Regions from separate parts of the Homo sapiens genome. Here region 2 is linked to region 1. A link is a loop called in an ENCODE intact Hi-C map of the cell type or tissue named here. Cell type or tissue: HepG2. All regions are shown on one strand. Each heading gives the region's core, and the rest is flanking DNA. Links, peaks and the distances in the headings are about the cores only. Region 1 holds the start of MIR744 (microRNA 744). Region 2 holds the start of MAP2K4 (mitogen-activated protein kinase kinase 4).

Evidence for each region. Peaks named below come from ENCODE experiments on the same cell type or tissue, not always from the same donor. Only the 100,000 strongest peaks of a DNase experiment are listed, where the experiment ranks them.
Region 2: it touches region 1 in a loop (2.3-fold over the local background); 4 of 110 quality-filtered maps call a loop at or near these places.

Annotation. Positions count from the first base shown.
Region 1 is chr17:12,080,126-12,091,020 of GRCh38, forward strand. MAP2K4 (mitogen-activated protein kinase kinase 4) reads left to right here. Exons shown (of 11, transcript NM_003010.4): 3 at 1,231-1,405. It overlaps MIR744 (microRNA 744), which reads left to right and starts at 1,774; the gene lies at 1,774-1,871. In HepG2, for the core only: a CTCF peak has its summit at 5,621 (motif pointing left); DNase peaks (open chromatin) are centred at 5,606 and 8,106.
Region 2 is chr17:12,020,177-12,030,560 of GRCh38, forward strand. MAP2K4 (mitogen-activated protein kinase kinase 4) reads left to right here and starts at 701. Exons shown (of 11, transcript NM_003010.4): 1 at 701-825. The coding sequence starts at 711. It also overlaps a transcript of ZNF18 not described here. RefSeq lists an enhancer at 501-1,001 and a silencer at 538-1,417. In HepG2, for the core only: no CTCF peak of the experiment used is centred there; DNase peaks (open chromatin) are centred at 605 and 4,355; H3K4me3 peaks cover 2,270 bases; H3K27me3 peaks cover 485 bases.

The DNA.
Region 1 (10,895 bases), core at 1,288-9,287:
CAGAGTGGGGGTAGATTTTAAAGTTCTAAGTTTTTTGGGAACCTTAAAGGTTGCTACAGAAAACCATTCTACTAATTGGAGAAAACTTTCCTAAATTTTGGAAGAAGAAAAATAATGACCAAGCACATAAACTTTGCTTGTTTGCATCATAGGATCAGAGTTTAAAAGAGATCCTGATCATTTAGTATGAAACTGAAAAATGTAGTTGATATTTAATGAATTCTTTCATTGTGTGTATGGTTGATAGTTTGTTCCTACACATTGGGGTTTGGTGTGTGTGTGAGAGAGAGCAAGAGAGAGAAACAGATTGATTTTACATTTTTCATTGGATTTACTTTTTTACAAAGCATGGTTAGAAGTTATTAATACTTTGATCTCCAGGTTGAGATTTTGGAGATGATTTTTTATTTAATGGAAATATGTAATGAGTGAGCTCTTTTGTCTACGAGCCACTCATTTTTTATCCCATTGCTTTATCGAACGAGGGCTGAAAATTTCAATTTTGAATAGCACATGGCAATTTTCCTCTTAGAGCCAGCTAGCTATTCAGTTAACTGTTCTCCCACCTCAGGATGGTATTAACAAGAACAGGACAGTATACTAAGGCACTAGTTCCCAAACATTACTGGAATCATCTGGGGGTCTTTAAAAATACTGTTTTCTGACTCCTGTCCCTGGATAATTCAGATGTAATTGCTATGGGACGATACCTGGGCATTGAGATTTTTAAAATCTCCCCCAGGTGATTGTAAGGTACAGCAAACCTTGGGAATAGTTGTACTAACTGAAGATTGAGGCACTGGAATAACTAATGTTGGGTAAGATAGGGTAAGAACTTTTTCGCAATAAGGTTTGCAGCTCTTGGGATTCTCACTTGATAATGCTGTTTGGATAAACCATCATCCAAGTTTGAATAAGATCTTATATTTAGAAATGAAAACTGATCTGCAGAATTAGTTTAATCAATAAATGGGAATTTTTAAAAATCTTCTTGGCAATTTGTTTTTATGAATCCCGTTGAAGCTGTGTCTATTGACTACCTAAATCTAGATCATTCTTAATCCAGTGTGTAAAAAACCAGGATGACACAAATGAAAAACTTCAAAAACCTGGAGGTCAGACTATTTTAGTAATTTAGAAAACATTTTTCCCACACATTAATCAGTACTAAAAGAAAAAAGTTAAAACCTATTTAAAATGTGGAAAAATTGCTTCCCAATATTTTAACAGAGAGAGACTGAGAACACACAGCATTGAGTCATCAGGAAAACTGAAGATCTCCCCTGAACAACACTGGGATTTCACTGCAGAGGACTTGAAAGACCTTGGAGAAATTGGACGAGGAGCTTATGGTTCTGTCAACAAAATGGTCCACAAACCAAGTGGGCAAATAATGGCAGTTAAAGTAGGTGATGCCATGATTATTTTTGGTACTTTAATCCATTAGGTGAAATTTCATGGTGCAGTAATACCACTGTTGTTGTGTTCCTACTTTTGTGGTAAATGTGGGTGTTTAAAAAATTGTTTCTCCAACTCCTTTGAGGGTGTTCTGTGTAGAGGTTTCTTATTGGTGGCACATTTTCTATCTCTTTGGAAACATGAGTGTATGAAGTGTGCATGTTGATTGCATTTTTGGCATGATGCATTAACATGTTTTAAACTTCAGGCCCTTCTACTGCCAAGGTGAGTTCAGGCTGGGCGGCTGCACCCCTGGGAGCAGGGCAGTGCTGCACTGAGCCAGGCGGGAGCTGGAAGAAGACGCAGCACACTGGGTTGGGCAAGGTGCGGGGCTAGGGCTAACAGCAGTCTTACTGAAGGTTTCCTGGAAACCACGCACATGCTGTTGCCACTAACCTCAACCTTACTCGGTCCTGACCGGCTCGGCTTCTGTTTGTTTATTTCATCTCTACTCAGTACTGCCCTGTTCCCTGGTTTTAAAGTTGTACTGAAATGCATACCTTGTGATAATGTTGTCACATTTTGTCCTTATTGTGTCGTGCCACTTAATATGTTCATTAAAAAAAAAAAATGGCCAGAAACAGAGATTTGATCCATAGACAATACCTGGCAAGCTTATGCTGGTACCTGTAAAGAACTGGTGGTTTCCATCTGACTCCTAGTTTCATGTAATTGTAATTTATTCATTTGTTTGTTTAGATGTTTAACAAATCTTTGCTGTATGTAAGATATTTCAGGAAAATCAGCAACAGGGGGAACAACTTGCAAAAACAAAGGAAAAAAAGCTAGCTGTGGCCATACCCTCTCTGAGCTTAAAATTCCTATGGGAACAAAAATGTTTCAGTTTACAAGAATTCAGAATGGATTTGCATATAGTCCAAGCTAATCATCTTCCTATTAGTGTCCTATTTTGAGAGTTTGTCAGAGTGGTTGATAAGAGTCCTTAGTTTTTTCTTGACATTTGAGAATGAATTTAAATTAAAATAAAATGCTTTCTGTGTAGAAGTCTGTTGTGAGCCAAACCTTACTGTAACTATTTTAGTATCCTTCACTGTTGAGCATTTCTTTTTGCTGGGTCATATGAAAGTAATGTTAAATTAGTGGTAGGGAAAATTTTTATGATTCTCTCTATGGGTTCCTAACATTGTTTTTGGCTGTATTTTTAAAATGTGGTGAGAACTATAGACTTTTCATAGGCAGGTGTATATACACAACATTTTGTATACAAACCGTAGACCTCTAAAGATGCACAGGTGAAGAACTCTGCATTATGTGTTAAAATAAAATGTTTTATTGGAATGTGAAATGATTTCTGTATTCCTATTTTGTGCCACTGCAGTGTAAGTGGAAAGAGTCATTTTATTTAGACTCCTGGATGAATGTTGTGTTGTCCCTTTGTGCTACCTGTGTGTGACATCCAGTTTTAGTTGGCTGGATCTTAAGGGAAAGGTTTCCTATATAGTTAAAGTTGTAAACTTTTCTTTCAGGTACTAGGGAAAGTAATTTTAAAAAATTATTTCCTGCTTTTTACAGTTTGTGTTATGTGTGCTTCAACTTTGTTGATGAACATTATTAAACATTTTAGTAATATGGATTGATTTTAGCCATTGTTAAAAAGGTCATAAAGGTAAAGAGGGTACTTCCTTTTGACACTTAAAAGTTTTTCTCACTGATTAATTTGATAATATTTTGGGTTGTATAATGCTTACTCAAGTTTTGTAGGAATTCAAGAATGAAAATAGGAAATTGTTGTCCATCATTTGTAATGTTACATTATCAGTGGCTACTGGCTACTGTGACAGTTCCAGTTGGGATGCTATTAAAAATCCCAGCTGTACTTGAAGAACTTTCAAGGCAGTCATGAGACCTACAAACTGGTTGCTGTCACATGTATACCCACCACATGGTACTACCTAGCTTCGTTTACCATCTCGAATTCTTGAACAAGCATAGCAGTTGGGGATGGGAGAGGATGGCAGTACAACACATCAATTAACATATAGTTGAGGAGTACCTTTGGATTCCATGACTTCATTAATACTGGAAGAATAAGTGTTTTTGCATTAATATGCATTAAAATTTGATACCAATTGATGACAGATGTATGCCATCTCTGAATTAAAGAATGCATTTATTATTGGTTTCTTCAAAGAAGAATAGTCTTTCATCACACTTGAGAGAGTTCATTCATTCCTCATTTAGGTACATTGACTGGATTGACAGGCACAAATATACAGAATCAATGTATGATTAAGGAGGTGTTTGATTTGAGACTTTACGGTTTTAAAGGAACCATGAGACGGTGGTTCACACAGCTGAGAGCTTTCCATTGCTGTTGGTGAAATGAGAAACACGCTTGAAGTAACTCTGTGCTAACATCTTAATACACACTTTGAGAATAAAGAAGGATTGCATTATTAGATGTTAAGCTGGAAATGATCCTTAAGATTTACTTGCAATATCTGTAGAAAAGTGAACTGTGATATTAGCTTGATTTTTTTCTTTGTATTATTCCTCATTTTTAGTTCTGAGGAATTCCTTCCCCAAATTTATTTTGCCATATATAAGAAATATTTGAAAAAGGTGACTTCTTAGTAACCAGAGTTAATTACCCCAAAGACTTAATCTAAAAATCAGTTTTGATATAATCAGATTTAGTGAGGTAACATTGTAAGAGTTATACTTAAAACAATTTTTTGATGTTTGGTTTGAGGACAGTCTCCCAAGCTATCGGTGAGTTTCTGCATTAGGACCTAAGATGTGAACATGGTTTACCCTTTAGTTTTAATTGCACGTGCTTGGGAAAAGGGTCTTGCTCTCCTGTGAGTGGGAGTAATTTGTATACTTGTGCCTGAATGACTAGTCTTAGGGCTGCCTAGGGCAAAGCCAGTGTTGCCTCTGGGGTTTCTTAAAGCTCAGGGAGAACAACCTTCAACTCTTACCAGGGATTTACTTCTAACTGTGATCAGTATCCTTTACAAATAACATTTATTTAGTGTCCTGTTTTGCACGGTGGTGGGGTAACCACTGAATGAAAACATTAGACATGAACAGTCACTGTCCTCTACATAAAGTAGGTGCCTGCTCAGCTCTCTGGCAGGTGGAAATGGGAGAGGATGGCAATACAACACATCAATTAACATATAGATGAGGAGTACCTCATCTATATGTTAACCAGCTCTCTGGTTAAATGTAGCGGGGTAAAGCCCAGAGTTCAGACCAAATGTTTGAAGAGGCAGTTAGGATTAGGTTTCTGAGCTAGGGTAATTCAGATCTGGGAGAAACACCTAGCATCATCAGTCAGAATCAGGATGCCACAGAAAATCTAGGGACACAGGAGAAAAGAGAGTAAATGAAATGTCACAGCTTAGACCATGGGCTTACAAGCTCAGATGGCTGACAGAGGGAAGAATGACTGTAAGCCTCTGATGCCTGACAGTATATTCTCCACCTGACTCTGCCTGCAGTGTAAAAAATCCTGCATGCCTAGAGTACCAGCTTCCCTGTTGTTTTCTAGCAGACTCATGTCCAGATTGACTTCTTGAAGGTATGCATGCCCTTTTCATGTTTGTAGAATATGTGCGAAAAACCAAAGAAACGTGAAAAAGTAAGAATGAAAATGAGAGGGAGTATAAGGACTGAAGTACCTGTCACTAAAGATGATGGCAGGCAGTGGAATCTGAATTGTTGTGTGAAGGGTTAATACTGTAATAAAGCTGTCATCTCATTGAAGAACTGAATAATATTGAGCAGGTAGGTGGGAATAAGAATGTGTCATGTTAAATTTGTCATTGTGGATCATTATGATGACTTTTCAGTCTTCTGCTTGAGAAATTATCTGGGTTAATCAGGAAAAACAGATCTGTTGTTTGAGGGTAGGTGCATAGGCCGGACTGAGTTAGCAATGTGACCTGGTATGCAAGAGTTTCAAGTATTTTCTTTCTGTTGGAGATCTGCCTAACTTGTCTTGTTCTTTTGAACCTCAGCTCTACCCTTTCACCTCTACTGTTTCATTGATGTGAGTCTTGCTGATTCTGGCCTGTTAACCTGATTTTGATTCCTGCAATCCTGCCTCTCCTTGATTATTTGGATTTTGACTTTAGTGTCCTTGACCTGGAGTTGAGACCCAGCCTAATCCTGATGCTTGATAGTAAGGACTAGAGCCCTCTGCTGACAGTATCAGCAGCCCACAGCTCAGCTGTTCCCTGAGTAGAACGGAACTTTAATCTGCTGGTTGAGTAGGCCTCCCTGGTGTAGATAGTATGGTGAGTATGGGAAGTCAGGTATCAGAAAAGTATGGCTTGGCTTGTTTTCCTGCCACTGGAGAGACCATGCCACTTCTGTCAAAAGTTCCATTACCAAATTATTTCAGTGGGGATTATGATGATGAATAATGATTTGAGGAGGTTCATTTTAGTGTTTAAACATTGGTCTTGCATGTTCTGAAAGCACTAGAATGATACTGGGATGGCCTTCAATTGGAAAAGTTCCTTTTTGATGGCATAGAGTGCTTTGTTAGGCCATTTTATTCACTTCCAAAGGGCCGCAGTGATCATATTTGATTATCCAAATCACCTATGGGATGCAGATGTCATGGCTCTTTTGTTTAGAATTGAGACTGTAGTCTAATATCTTAGGCCGTCGTTCGGTCAGATCATGTGACTTACTTAAGGCATCTGTGATTGAGCTGTATTCTTTTATGCTTCCTAATATTGCTTAAAAGCTGTGGTGGTCATATGAAAAGTGTAAGTAGAGCATTTCCAGGAGGAGACATATTCAAGGGGTGTGGCAGGGCTGGCCTCTAGGCAGCCTTGATTTTGAACTCAGGTTGCTTATGTAGATGGGGTTGGAATTCCCAGTATACATGTGTGCTTGTTTTGCTGTCACTCCAAGTTAATGTTTTTCAGACTGTGAGTTTGTTCCATTAACAGAATTGGATGTGCAACCCAAGAAATAAAACAGCCAAAATCAGTACTGTTCGGGGTTATGTGAGGGTGGGAAGCAGACTCTACCTGCAGCCATATTGGAAGCCCTTGGGGCACCAGCTCTGAGGAATTAATAGGGGTACAATTAAGACAGTTTGGAAATGGTTGCTCTAGGTGAATTTTAGTCAATCATTATATGTTTTTGAACATTCTAAAGATCTGGTTTCTGAAACCTTCTACCATCACTTGGTTAAACTGAATGAATTTTGACATTGGACTAAATCCCAACTTACATAGTTATCTGGAGAAAAACCTGTTTTTTGTTTTGTTTTGTTTTGTTTTGTTTTGTTTTGTTTTTGAGACAGTTTCACTGCGTCGCCCAGGCTGGAGTGCAGTGGCACAATCTTGGCTCACTGCAACCTCTGCCTCCTGGGTTCAAGTGATTCTCCTGCCTCAGCCTCCCAAGTAGCTGGGACTAAAGGCACGCACCACCACACCCGGCCAATTTTTGTATTATTAGTAGAGGCGGGGTTTCACCATGTTGGCTAGGCTGGTCTTGAACTACTGACTTCAGGTGATCTGCCCGCCTCAGCCTCCCAAAAGTGCTGGGATTACAGGTGAGAGCTACCACGCCCAGCCAAAAACCTGTCTTACCATACCTCACTCTGCGTGGGTGTCATTTGAACCAGTATGTGATATATTTCCTGCATATTTTCTATCATTCTTTGTCATCTTATGGCTATGCCTCTGAAATTTGTTGTATATGTCAGATTTCTATTGTTACCTCACTTTATTGTCGTAAGTACTGAAATGATGATCTGTCATTTATGGTCTTCAGACCCTTAAAAATTTCAGTGCTAAGATTGACATTGTTTCTTTAAATGTGGATGATGTGGTTAGTAAAGAGGAAGAAGATGATACCACTCTTACCAAGGCATGTCAAACTTGTTCCATTAACTTGGTCCTCAGGGCAGCTCTTCCCATAATGTAATATAACACATGCTTTTGGAACTGAACTCCCAGGTGCTCTGATAATACGTAGCAGAAGGTAAGGTAAAAGGAATTAAGTGGATCTCAGTATCCCCAGTGAGAAGAATGGGGTATTACTATTAATTAATTAATTAATTAATGGGGCTAAGATACAACTGAGAGTTTATTAAATTGATTTTAAAAGACTTGAATGATTTTTGCAATTAAGAATTAGCATTCTTTCTTCTGCCCGTAGTAAAATCATATATGCTTTCACAATTTAAAATAATTGACTTAACAGACACTTATTTTTTCACAGGAAAGAAAGATTTACATCTGTGATCAGCATTCTAGATAATTTGCTTGCTTCTTTTGCTGTTTGTTTTGGTTAATGTTGCCATCTGCTTTGACCTTATTAATGATGGCTTTGTGAGATATCATGGCCATTTTCGTGTGTGATCTATTTAGAAGACTCTAGCTGATAAGGAGGAACTCGTACCACAAATTAGGAAAATAAGAATACCTAAGATTTTCTGCAGCCCAGAGGAAGGTGATAGGATATTGATGTGCTGCTATGGTTTCTAGGATTTTCCAACTTTGGTTTCTAGGATTTTCCAACTTTGTATTACAACTGAATTCTGGACATTTTTGCTGGGAAAGCAGCATATTTGTAGGGTTCAGAATAGTAGGGACACTGGAGGAGTGTGATCCTTGCTCTCCTATCCTCTACATCACTGACTTTGGTTGATCTGATGTCAATCATTGACTAGCAGTGGATTCCCCTTCACATTAATGACAGTAACCTTAAGAGGGATCTTTAGCAGGGATTACTTAATGAACAATGAAGGGTATGTTTATGGCATAGCAGTATTGGTGTTTGTAGATCACAGAAACTGGATGCGTTTTCAAAATATTACAACTGTGTTGTAATATTATATATAAATTATATATAATATATTACATATAATATATATTAAATATTATACAATATTAAATATAATATTAAATATACAATATTTAATATATTATCTATAATATGTATGTAATATATAATATATATTAAATTATATCTAATATATAATATATATTAAATATATAATATATAATATATATTAAATATATTATATATAATATGTAAAAGATTAAGATAATCTTTGTTCTTTTCTTCTTTTGATTTTTAATGCTGAACCTTTGCTATATCACTCTTTATTTTCTGTGGAGAGGAGGTCCCATGTGCTGTGTTTGCTCATGTACTAGTTCTAGGATTTCTGCATGGGTAATTAAATATTTACTAATATCTACCTGGTACAAAAGGTGGACAACTGTCATCATAGGGAGCTTTTGATTTGCTTCTTGTCTTGGGTGTGGTGGTTTTAGCCATCATATAATTGGACAGGACAATTGGCAATTACTTGAAATACAGAATACAGATTCTTTTTTTTTTTTTTTTTTGAGACAGAGTCTCGCTCTGTCACCCAGGCTGGAGTGCAGTGGCATGATCTTGGCTCACTGCAAGCTCCGCCTCCCGGGTTCACGCCATTCTCCTACCTCAGCCTCCCCAGCAGCTGGGACTACAGGCGCACGCCACCACGCCTGGCTAATTTTTTTGTATTTTTAGTAGAGACGGGGTTTCACCGTGTTAGCCAGGATGGTTTCGATCTCCTGACCTCCTGATCCACCTGCCTCGGCCTCCTAAAGTGCTGGGATTACAGGTGGGAGCCACCCTGCCTGGCTCAGAATACAGATTCTTTTGGTAACCTTAGATGATAGTAGGTGCTTATGTAGGGGAACAAGCCCCCTGCACTGAAGTATGGGTTTTAGCTAACCTAGTTATAGCAGATTCCACATAGATTGCTGAAGAGTAAATGCCTTCTGGTATTCTGATTTTGGTTGGTGGTAAATTGGAAATGATGCTTTGCCTTGCTAATGGCCAAATTACTAGTAGCTTGCATTATTTTATCTTGTGTCTATTTGTTTTAATTGGTGCCTGGAAGAATCTCTAAAGCCCTACACTGATTTCCTCTAATGATTGAATTCGTTACCTTGCTGAGTTTCATTGTGTCTGAGTCCTAATTTCTGATCCAGGAACTCACCTGTCTTTTACTTTGGAATACTCTACCTATTCCTAACTTCTCTAAGCAGCTACAGGTGTACCTGTGCAGCAGGGAGATGTATCTCCTACTCTGCTCTTACTGTCTTTTTATACTGCCCTCTCGGACACTCAGCTGAGCCATACAAACACCTGACAAGAATTTGTCATGTGAGAATTTAGAGATCTGCCAGGACTGATGGTCATGTCCTTCCATGTCAGTTTTCCCATTTCTTATGCTCCTCACATCTCATTCCTCCATGCATTGTCTCCATTTTAAAACAAAACAAAAATAGCATCAGTTAGAATTGATAGCCATTTTGTAAGTTTATTTGATTATGTTGCTGTTTTCAAGTGTGTCTGTGGCACCACTGCTTTCTAAAGTCATTTTCTGGACTCCTCAGTTCTTGATTCCTTACATGTTTGCTGATGACTCATATCCTTTTTGCCTAGAATGTTCAGATCCTAGGAACTGACATCTGTCATGTCCTCCGTAGAACTTCTGTTTATGAAGTGCATATATGACTTGTCATCCGATCCTTTTTTACTCTTGAGTCTTTTGAGTATATAATGACCTATTATTTTCCCTTTCTCCCTGCAGGAATGGGATCAGGTAACCCAGAGTGCCTCTTCACATACATTGTTCAAGAGCTTAACTTGGTAGGAAGGAAAACTGGGTTATTTGGGAGAATCAGTAGTTGTCACATCAGGACACCGGCAGTCACAGAATGGGTCATTTCAAGGCAGGCCCTGGTGCTTTGGGATAAGGTGTGTGCTGACCTCTCTAGTAACTGAGATATCTTTGAGCACCCTAACATGGAGATGTAAGGGTTAACTCTGAATCAGGGTGACTGGCAAGGACCACTATCAGAATCAGCCAGGTATTTATTGAGCATCTAGGCACAATGCTACTTGGTGACCTGCTTCTTAGGAACTACAACGTGAGCCTTTATTTTGCCTCGTCTGCAACTCCATCCTTAGCCTTTGCGTTGTCAGCCTGCCTTCCTTTGCCACACTTGAGTCTTCCTAACCTTACCCCTTAATAGCAATCACTTCATCATCATGCGCTTTCCCACTATCCCTTCTCCCTGTCTCTTCCCACCCATGAAAACAAATTTAGAAAATGAAGGGAAATAAACAAACAAACAAAAAGTCACCATTATGATGGGATTGAGGCATAATATCTGAGTAAGAAGGGAATAAATTAGTTTTCCTTGACAGTATATACTGCCTGTTTCTGTCCATCCTCTTATTTGCTTCTTTTTCTTTGCTCTTCCACTCCAGTCCTTAAGCGAGTTTAGTTTTATTCGTTCCTCTTGTCCCTTTTCATGATAACAATGTGTCATAGTCTGCTTTAAAGTTTTTCATACTTACCGATGTTAGTTTTATTGCTAGTCATTCATCCCTGATGAGCACCAACAAATTGTATGTGAGAGATGGATTTGGTAGGGTTT
Region 2 (10,384 bases), core at 1-8,000, 61 kb before region 1:
GTAGATAGCATATTTCAGGAGGCTGGGAAGTGTCGAGTGCTTAAATATATGCTTCTCAAATTTAATGGGCATACAAATTACCTGGTGGTATTATTAAAATGTAACCTCTAATTCAGTAGTTTTGGGATGGGTCCATGGACAGCACTTTGGTTAGTTCCCCTTGGGACTCCCCTTTCCCCTCAGAGAAGTGTAGAGGGTTGGGGTATTGGGCTTAAGAGGAGTTCCAGACTGTAACCATAGCTCTAGGTAACTCCCTTCTGGAAGTGATGTGTTAGCGACTGGAGGAGAAAGGGATCCCTGGGATCCTTTTCAGCTTTACTATTCTGATTTGGGGTTCTGAGATTCCAACAAAGTGGACTTTTGGGAGTCACAGACCTCCATGGGAATGATGAAAGCTGCGTACCTTCTTTCCGCACAAATGCAGGCCCACCTTTAATTCTGCAAACCACTTTAGGCCCCGCGGGCCCGCAGCCCTGGTCCAAGACAGCTGTCTGCTTCACAGGTCGCGCACCCAGAGCCGGGCGGTTCTGCAGCTCAGCATCTGGCCCGGGCTGCGCGTCGGGCTCTGGCGGGGGCGTGTCAGGAGGCGTGTCCGGGGCGTGTCGGAGGCGGGGCCAAGGCGGGGGTAAGCCTCGCCCCTCGGCCGTGCGAGAGGCCGAGCTTGCTGCATTGCAGCCGCCGCGGCGCCGCTCGGCTCTTCACTCCCAACAATGGCGGCTCCGAGCCCGAGCGGCGGCGGCGGCTCCGGGGGCGGCAGCGGCAGCGGCACCCCCGGCCCCGTAGGGTCCCCGGCGCCAGGCCACCCGGCCGTCAGCAGCATGCAGGGTAAGGAACGCGGCCGCGCCGAGATCCCAGCCCCCTAGCGCGGCAACCCGCGTCGTCGCGGCCTGCCCCAGCGGACGCCCCCGGACCCGGCTGAGGAAGCCACGGCAGCCGCCGGCTTCTCCCTCTCTCCCTCCCCGGCTTCCCGCCCCGCTCCCGGCCGCCTCCGGCCCGGCTTGGATCCGGGCTCCGGCCCGCATAGGCCCCGGCCGCGGCCTCTGCCTGCGCTTGGCCCCTGGGCCCTACCGGGCTCTCAGCAGGCCCGCAGGGCCCACCTGGTCCGGGACCGCCCCCGCGGCCGTCCCCATCGCCCCCGCCGCTTACCTGGCGCCCGCCCGGCCCCCGTTTCCGGGAACGCGCCGGCTCGGGGCTGCGGCGGAGCGGGAGGGGCGTCGGGCCTGCCCCCTGGTCCCTGACGCCGCTCAGGTAGGCGGCGAAGACAGCGGCCCCGGCCGGCGCCCCTCGGCCCCGCCGCCGCAGTGGGCCCCGCTCAGGGCCATCTTGGCTGTCGCCGGGCACAGCTGGAGCCGGACCACCGAGCTGACCTCGGGCTACGGGGGCCTCTTGGAACCTGCGTTTTCAAACTTTTGCAGGGTTTCTGTGCGCTGGAAGGGATGGGGGTGGGGGGCGGGTTGCCCAGGCCTGTGCCACCTGTAAGGTAGGTAGGCTGCATTGGCCTGGGAGAGGCATTTTGTTCCAGGCCAGGGATTTCTGTGTTAGCATTGCGTGCAGGAAGAAAAAAAAAAAAAAAAAAAAAGAAGACTTAATTTGGTTTAAATGGAGAGATACAGGAAATAGACAGGGGTCAAAGTGATACTGTAGTGTCTGGACATTTGAGGCAGCTCTGCTAATTAATGACTTTCCCCACTGGGAATGCTTATTAGCTGTGTATGGCTTTTGACAGGGGGTGTTGTGAAAATACCAGGCCAGGCCCGAGCCTGTTAGGGACCATTTCCTTAAATTTACTGGGGAATTTTGAGTAGTAATGCTATTTTTAAAACAGGGAATCTCAGAACTCTCTTGACAACTTTAGCAAACTGCTTGTGTTGAATTATTAACAGAATAAGGGTTGGGGTACCCTTGGTAGTCAGTGTGACCATGGTTACTTTTTGATTCCATTCCTCTTAAAGGGCTTCTAGCATTTAGTTAGGTTCAACAGACATTTATTGAATAGTTCATGTTTATAGAGCATGCCATAATTCAGAAAGAAGAGACAGGATTTTATTTATCTTTACATCCCTGTCACCCTCCCCATGAAATAATTTTAATATACATAAAAACCAGTGATAGATATATAGACAGGATGATGTCAGAGCTTAGAGGACACTTTCTGTGCAGGCCCTCAGATAATTCATTCAAATTGAATTAGTTATTGGATGCCCACTGTGTTGCACAGCACATTATACTGATGAAGTATAAGATTGACTTCCTGACTGTACAGCTTTACAATTTAGGTGGTGGTGGTTGGGGCGAAATGAAATGGCAAAATGACAATTTAGGATTGTATTTCTTGTTCCAGATGGGTGACTTACAAAGCTTATAAAAACAAGGTGATTTGTTTGTTTGTTTTATTGGTGGGGAGGCTGACAGTTTGAAATAGCTGGATACAGTGTGTTTTTTTGGTTCAAAAAATATTTATTGAGCATCTGCATAAAACGCTCATGCTGAGTTTATAGAGAATTGAACATCTCTAACTGTCCTCATGGAGGTTATCCCCCTGTGAAGATGGGGGAGGGAAGGCTATTTAGCTAAACATGAAAAATTACTAGTTGGAAAAGTAATAAAGGTAACAAGCTGGGTTTTGTGATAGAAGATAATAGAGGGCAGTCCGCTTGATAAGATGGTCAGAGAAGGCTTGTCTGGAAAGCTAACCCTCTTTTACCTGAAGACGGTTCTAGGCAGAGGAACTGTGTGTATGAAGGTTCCAAAGCAGGGAAGAGCTTGGAGTGTTCTAGGAACTCCTAAGGCAGTGGTTAGGACTTTTTCTGATGCTGTCCGTTCTCCTCAGCCCTTGTATGTTGATACCCAGTTAACTAAACTTTCTAATAAGCAGAACCCATTTTAGAAGGAAAAAGGACCTAAGACCTCTCTATGAATTATTGCCGAATTTTCTTTTTTATCAATATTGTGTCTAGTCTTGATTGATTCAGGAATGTGTTATATCTTGTTCTTGAAACTTTTTTCATTAGTCAGAATGAAGTGCTTGATATTCTCAGGATGTTGTCTAGAACAGTCTGTTATAAAGCTTGAACTTAAGCAGCAATTTAGGATCCTTCTTTTTGGTTTGTTTTGTTCTGTATCTTAATTGTGAGGCCCTTGAAGAGGAAATCTTATAAGAACCCAAAAAGAAAGATTCCCATCCAATTGTATGGGAGTCACACCTCCCATACTGTACTTCATCTGCCAAGGGTCTTCTTTTGCTTTAGATCAGACTTCACAGAGTGGGCCTTAGAAGATGTTTGATGTACTTCCATTCCTTCTCCCCCAATCTAATTATACTTGCCACTCAAAAAACTTCCTTTCTGGGAGTTGTTAATGACCATGCTCTCTGAAACAGCAGGATTCAGTTGTGGAACATAAGGAATGTTTCATGCAGTAGACATTGGACATCCTCTTATGTGGTAAGCACTGTGGTGGGCACTGGATAACCTTGAATACTTTTTCATGGCTTCATGTTTATGGCCCAAGAGTGGTCCAGGCTGGCCAATATTGCTTTCTTAATATACTGCTTAAGAACCAGAGCTCTGGAGTTCTGGGTTTGAATCTCTTGGCCAGGATTCAGATATGCGTTTTGTGACCAGGGGCAATGAACTTGGCCTTTCGAAGCCTCAGTTTCTCACTTGGAAAGTGGGAATAACGCTTACCTCCCCGGTGGCTTTGAGAATGCATGTAAGCCTGGGACCTGACATGTAGTAAGGATGCAATACACATTAGCCATCATTGTTAGTAGCGACAATATTGTTATGGTCTCATTAATGGTCCCTTTTACTATTGGTAAATGAGTCCCTAACCTCTCATTATTTACCACACAATTTCTTTAGTTCATATTACTAGGTCCCACTGTTCTCTCTAACCTGTTGATTTCCCCACTTTTCATTATTGAGCAGTCCTTTCAGAGTATCCTAGATGAGATTTTATTCTACTTCAAACTCCGGATCTGTTTTTTTCTGGATCTGAGGACTCTCAAATGAATTACAATGTGAACGATATGAAACAGAAGTCTAGCTATCAATTTGCTCTACTCATTTTTTTCATAGGGGATGGGTAGATGGTTGGAATGGGATTTATAGTGAATTTGATTATAAGAGTAATCAACAGACGTAGCTTTGGTTGCATGTTTATGCTAACAGTTATGGCTTCTAATCTGGCCATTTTTGCCACTGTCCCTCAGATAATAGGGAATAGCTGCTAATTTTGTTATTACTCAAAAGATTTGAGTGTCTTCACTCATTCTGACTCATTTTTTTTTCATGTTCATTCACAAACACACCCAACCTTTATACGTTGAGTAGTTCTTAGGCTTTGGTTCTTTGATGACTAAAGCTAACAAAATGTAGATCTGTTTGCCAAGTTAGGTAAGTGGTTTTATGAAAGTATATTTGGCATTAGGATGAGTTTGCATTTGAGAGAGGAAACAATACTCAAATTAACTACTCTGAGAAATGTTTTTATTCTTAATGTTTCATCAATAATTTGTTAATGTAGATAGATTTAATAGGAAAATTTCTTGCATATTAGGGCCTCATTCTGTGGAAAAGTATTATTCTTTAGTCCAAGAAATTTTAGCCAACCTAAAGTACGGAATTGACTTGTAGCATTCAAGAACCTTCCTAGCCATGGCTAGGGCTTTCCCTTGTGGCAAATCTAAAGCCTCGTGACTTTAGCTGGGTTAGTGTGAATCCTGTAAAGAGAAGATCCCGTTATACCAGGTAATTAATCTTAGATATGTATAGCAAATAGTACTAGATAGTATGGTTGGCATGTTAGAGAATAGCATATTCTGATTAATAGAGCTTGCCAGTTGAGAATTCAACAGCTTCTATAATGAAATTGCATAGGCAGGATGATTCCTTTTCCAGTAGTAGCTGTAGCAGCTAGCGTTCCCATAGCATGTAGTAATGTTTAAGAAACAAAAGGATGTTGAAGTGTAAAGAGCACTGGACTTAGACTCAGAAAACCATGGTTAAGGTAACTGCTCTGCTGTTTACAAACACTGAGATTTTAGGGAAATTCCCTAACTTTTCTCAACTCTCTGTTCAGAAATTTCTCATCTGTTAAAATAGGGATAATGCCTAACCTGTAGGGCCATTGTAAGAATCACATTCTTAATGCATGTGAAAGTGCTTTGAAAATTATAGAATATCTATAAGTATATACAGATTGTTATTAGACATGATTATTTGCCTGCTGTAGCTACTAATCACTTAAAATGTAATAGATTTCAAAGATCGCTTAGCTGAGAAATGTCAGTTTTCAATAGATGTTTTCTTAAAATGGTTAGAATAGAATCTATAATTGATTCAGAAAAACATTGAGCCATTTGTAAAATACTTGTTACAAGAAATAGTTAGAAAGTATATGTTGTAGGTGCCTCTGATTCTCTTAAAGTTCTGATTTACAGAAAACTTTGTGACCAGTCGAGTCCTTAGCTATTTACCCTTAGCTGAGCATTTTTATGTATCAGTTTAAGTAGAAAGATGATAGCTTGATTCTGCTTTAGAAAACACGCCCAGTACTTTAAAATGTAATGAAGTATATCTGTTAAGAAAAAGTCAAGAGATTTAAAATCAATGTAGTTATTTCTCCCAAAAATATTTGAATATAAAATGTATATGAAATGTCCTGCTTTTGATTTTGTTTATCTGTTTTTACTAATTAGTCTGGTTTTCGAGAACCATGGGAGACCTTTATCTTAATTTTAAAGAACTGATTTGTGCAGACAGTGAAGAGTTTCAAACCCCAGAACTGCTTGCCCTTCCCAGTGTGTTGCATAACATTTCTTTTACTGTTTAACATAACCTCATACAAGTTCACCTCAGCAAATTAGTCCCCCCTCAAAGCTCAGACTGCATTTCTTCTTATGTTCCCTTAAAAATTAGAGCAACCCTAGTATTAAAGTAAAAAAGTGGAAAAACATCTCACCTCACTTTTAGAATACATATTTTCTCACATTTTCCTTTAAAATACCTTACTAGCCTGAATGTGTGCTGAAACTTGTTTAAGATGGGATATTAGTTAACCCTGTATTTTGAGTCGTTTTCTTTTTTCGTAAATTTTTCTTCTTTCACTAATTTGAGAAGCTGGATTGATGTGAGCCCATAGAGTTTCCTTATTTTTAGGGGTCTGGATATCATAATCCTAACTCCATTCTACATAATCGAGGTCAGTCTCCTTTGTAGTCTCTAGGAAGTGCAGATGGCTCCAATGATACAACCTGAGAAACTTTAATTGAGGCTTAAAAAAGAAAGGGAAAGTAACAGTTAACAACTTTTTTCACTGTTCCTACCTAATTTGATGCTCACAACCACCCTTTAAAGGTAAGTGGACATAGTCCCCTTCATAGATGAGGGGGTAGACGTTTATTTGTTCCGGAAGAGGTAGGTTTTAACCACCTGGGTGACTGGTAGCCTTTGCTCCTCTTACTACTCTACTGCATGGTTCTCTGAGCCTCTTTAAGTCATTTCGGCCATTCAGGTCTGAAGGAAGCATCTTTGCCAGAAGTGATGCAGATTCAGGAATGGAGGAGAGAGATTATTTTAGGTTTCAGTCAGGGGGCGGAAGCTCCAAGCAACCAGCCACCTTTTGAGATGATTTTGGAGCCTTGGTGCTCCAAGAATGGTGCACTTCATGTTACAATGTTCTAAACTTGCTGGAGGGTTTACAGTGGCATTTTGAATCTGGAGACATTTCGATTGGGAATCTCCAAGTAAGTAGAAGACTTTAATTAGAGGAAACCATTGCAGATTTGAAAGGTAATAGAATCCTTTTAACACTATATATAAAAGGAACTCATTTGTCATAAAATTTAACAAATGTTGTCGTTCTGGCTAAATTTGTAATCTGGGCAAATTACTATTTTTGCTAGTGGATGTGGGTTAGCTTCTAGCTGTTTCCTCCCAACTCTAGAAAATCTTCAGGTGTCTCTTCATGCTCGGTAAGGTTGGGAGTTTAATGTGTACTTAAATTAATAGAAAGTATTCAAGTCGTAAGACTGGCCTTGCTTGTAGCTACACAGTGAAAGGGAGATGATTAGCCAGTAGTTTACACAACTCAAGGTGGGCCTTTTGAATGAAGAAAACAATTACATTGTATGCAGCTTGGTTCTTTAAGAACAACACATTATTCTCCACCACGGAGAAAGAGGATTAAAATGGACATCACAGCAGCTTTTTCGAGCTATATTGTATTTCATTTTACCCAAAATTGCTCAAACATTGAAAAACGAGGAATCAAGAAAAGTGTTGCCAGACATATATATCTGAACATACACACACACACACAGACACCAAATTGTTCAAACATTTAAAAAAAGAGGAATCAAGCAAAGTGTTACCAGACATATATATCTGAGATATATATATGTCAGATGTATATATATCTGACATGCCTATGTCTATTTATTGCCTGGCTTTGCTGAAGAAATCAGTGACATTAAGGAGCTCCCCTGATGATTTTGGCAGTTTCCCTGGGATCTGGTTATGTGCCTGTCATGGGGAAGCATCCATCTTTTTGGGGTTGTTAGAGTCCTCAGGATACCAGGCTGTGCCTAGGAAGGGTTGTGGCAGAGGTGTAGAGGGTGGGGTGTGGATCTCCAGGGCTGTTTGGAGTCCTTCCCTTTTAATTCTCTCAAGGTGACTGTGAATGAAAGGAGAAAGACTGGTTTTGTGTAGGTTAAGCTGGTCTGGTGAGCACCAGAAAGATAGGGAAGGTGCCATAATCGTTGCTCCCATGAGGGAGAGAACAGGAATAATAGTGCCTGTGATAATAATAACCTGCTTTAGTCCAGGCTTTTGGTTGGACATTTTAGATATATTTTCCCATTTAATCATCACAAAGCTCTTTTGGGTATTATTTTATTTTTCACAAATGAGGAAATTGAGGCTCATAGAAGTTAGATACTTGCCCGAAGGAACATAATTGTAAGTTACTGTCTCAGTGTACTGTGCTTCATTAAACAGGCTTGAGAAGGTAATGTGGCATTTAATTTTGTGGCCAAAGAATAAATAAGGTGGTCATTGCCCAAAGAGAGAAAAAGAGCTGGCATTATGAGGACACTTGAATTTAAAAAGTGTGGAAGGGATTTGATGAGTATTTTATCAACTCCTGACTGGTGGATGATTCTAACAACCTGGAATTGCTAACTTAGGGTGGCTCCCTTTTGATAGTTTCAGAAAGTTGACATAAGGAAATCTGAAAGAAATAAACCATCAGGAAATAAATCTTGGGGAACTTGCTCTGAGTACAATGAAAATACAAATTTAGGGTAGGTTTAGATAACGCCTTACATGTTAGAGCCATAATGATATACTATGGGTAGCTGTGGTTTAAGGCACATGCCAGAATTTTGAAGTTGGAAGTTTGAAGGTGTCAGACAAATAGACCCTTCATGCTTGTGACAGAGGAAAGACTTTGTAGCACGGTCTTATGGGCATGACCCAGTAAGGCAGCTCTGATTTTCTTTACATTAGTGTGGGTTCATATTGTAGTTCATAATGCACTTTCAGCAGTGCAAAAATCCAGAATGTCCAGGGAATCAGAAGCAACTACTGAGGAGATAGGAAACCACTTATGTCCGGCCCCACACCCTCTCTGATTTATATTATCAACCTAGAGGAATGGGAATGGAGATAACTACAAAACCTCATAATGGCCATTACACAAGCAAAATTAGATTTAGGCACACTGTTTTCAAACCCTTAAGATAATATTCTTTATTTAAAAATGACAAAACTAGGACTCAAGTGAAATGACTTCAGTTTCACAGTTGGAACTAGAACTCTGGTCTCCTAACACACTTCATTTTGTTTTTTACTTTATCGAACACCATTTGCTTTTTGTTTTTATAAACACTTACACATCCTAAACAGCCGCTTACCTCACTGTATTTGGTAAGAACAGTAAATTGTAGGTTTCAAGTTATGGCCACATAAAAGATCTTAAAATTGAGGTAAGAGGGTGAGAATGAGGGGCAAATGTGGGAACGAGGGTAGGAGATACGTAGAGAGAAAAAGGAGGAGGAAAAACCCTCATGTAGCTTTATTTCTTTTATAGGCTTACTAGCATTCTGTCCTATGCATTTTGATATTGATTCATCAGTGTCAAGAATTAAGAATTTAAATTCTTAAATAAATATTATTCTTGATATTTATTCTAAGATTTAATTAAACTTGCCTGGGGCCAGGAAAAATGAAAAAGACTCAAATTTACCCCTACTTGTAATGGGGAAAATATAAATGGAGGATCATGTCAAATTAAGCCCCAGGGTACAGATAGTTCACCCAGATATAAAAAAGTGAGGCACACACGACTTAAAATGTAACCAGTTAACTATCAACAGGTTCAACGGATTATCTAGTACCTCCAGAGATAGGACTTAAAGTAAGTGAATAGGAAGTCAGAATTTCGGAGACAAGGGAGACTTCAAAAATTGAACATATTGGCCAGGTGAGATGGCTCATGCCTATAATCCCATAACTTTGGGAGGCTGAGGCAGGAGGATTGTTTGAGACTAGCCTGGGCAACATGTTGGGACTCCATCTCTACAAAAACAAAAAACAAAAAACTCCAAAAGTTAGCCAGACATAGTGGCTTGCACCTGCTGAGATGAGAGGATTGCTTGAGCCCAGGAGTTTGAGGCTGCAGTGAGCTATGATCATGCCACTGCACTCCAGCATGAGCGACAGCAAGACCCTGTCTCTAAAAAAAAAAAAGAAAAAAAGAAAAATTGAACATATGTGAGTGAATACTAGTGAATATTATATCATAACTAAGAACTTGCATTTTGTAAAGTTGAGGATATTGGAAGTTTTCCTCATTTTTCCTTCCCACCATCTTTCTCTTGTGCAAGACTGTTGCTTGTCCCCTTTGCCCATCCTTACCCTTTGAGTATGAGCTAGTGGAGCTATTTGGTACTTTCCCAAATCTGCACTATAAGCACTAACTTTCTGACTTTTGCAGGTCTTAAAGATTTAGACAGACTAACTAAAAACGCTTCTTCCCTAATTTAATAATGTTAAGAAAGTTACAGAATTGCTAAAGAAAAGGTGAGCCAGTGTGTTCCAGTTAATTTAGACCTTGCTTGTCAGTGGACTCTGGGCGAGTTACCAAGTATTTTCTTAGTGAGAAATAATGTGGAGAGATGGATGTTTGGATGAGACCCCAGAATTCGTTCACCTGGTCACTTCATAATTAGATACAAAGAACAAGTCTATACTTATGCTTTGAACATTTTAATCCCCTTCCCACCTCCTTTGTAGCTACTTATATAGATTCTGTACTGGTGACAGAATTTCAGGTTTTGAGAATTTTTTAACACTTAAACTGGCGCTTAGCTTTTAATGTG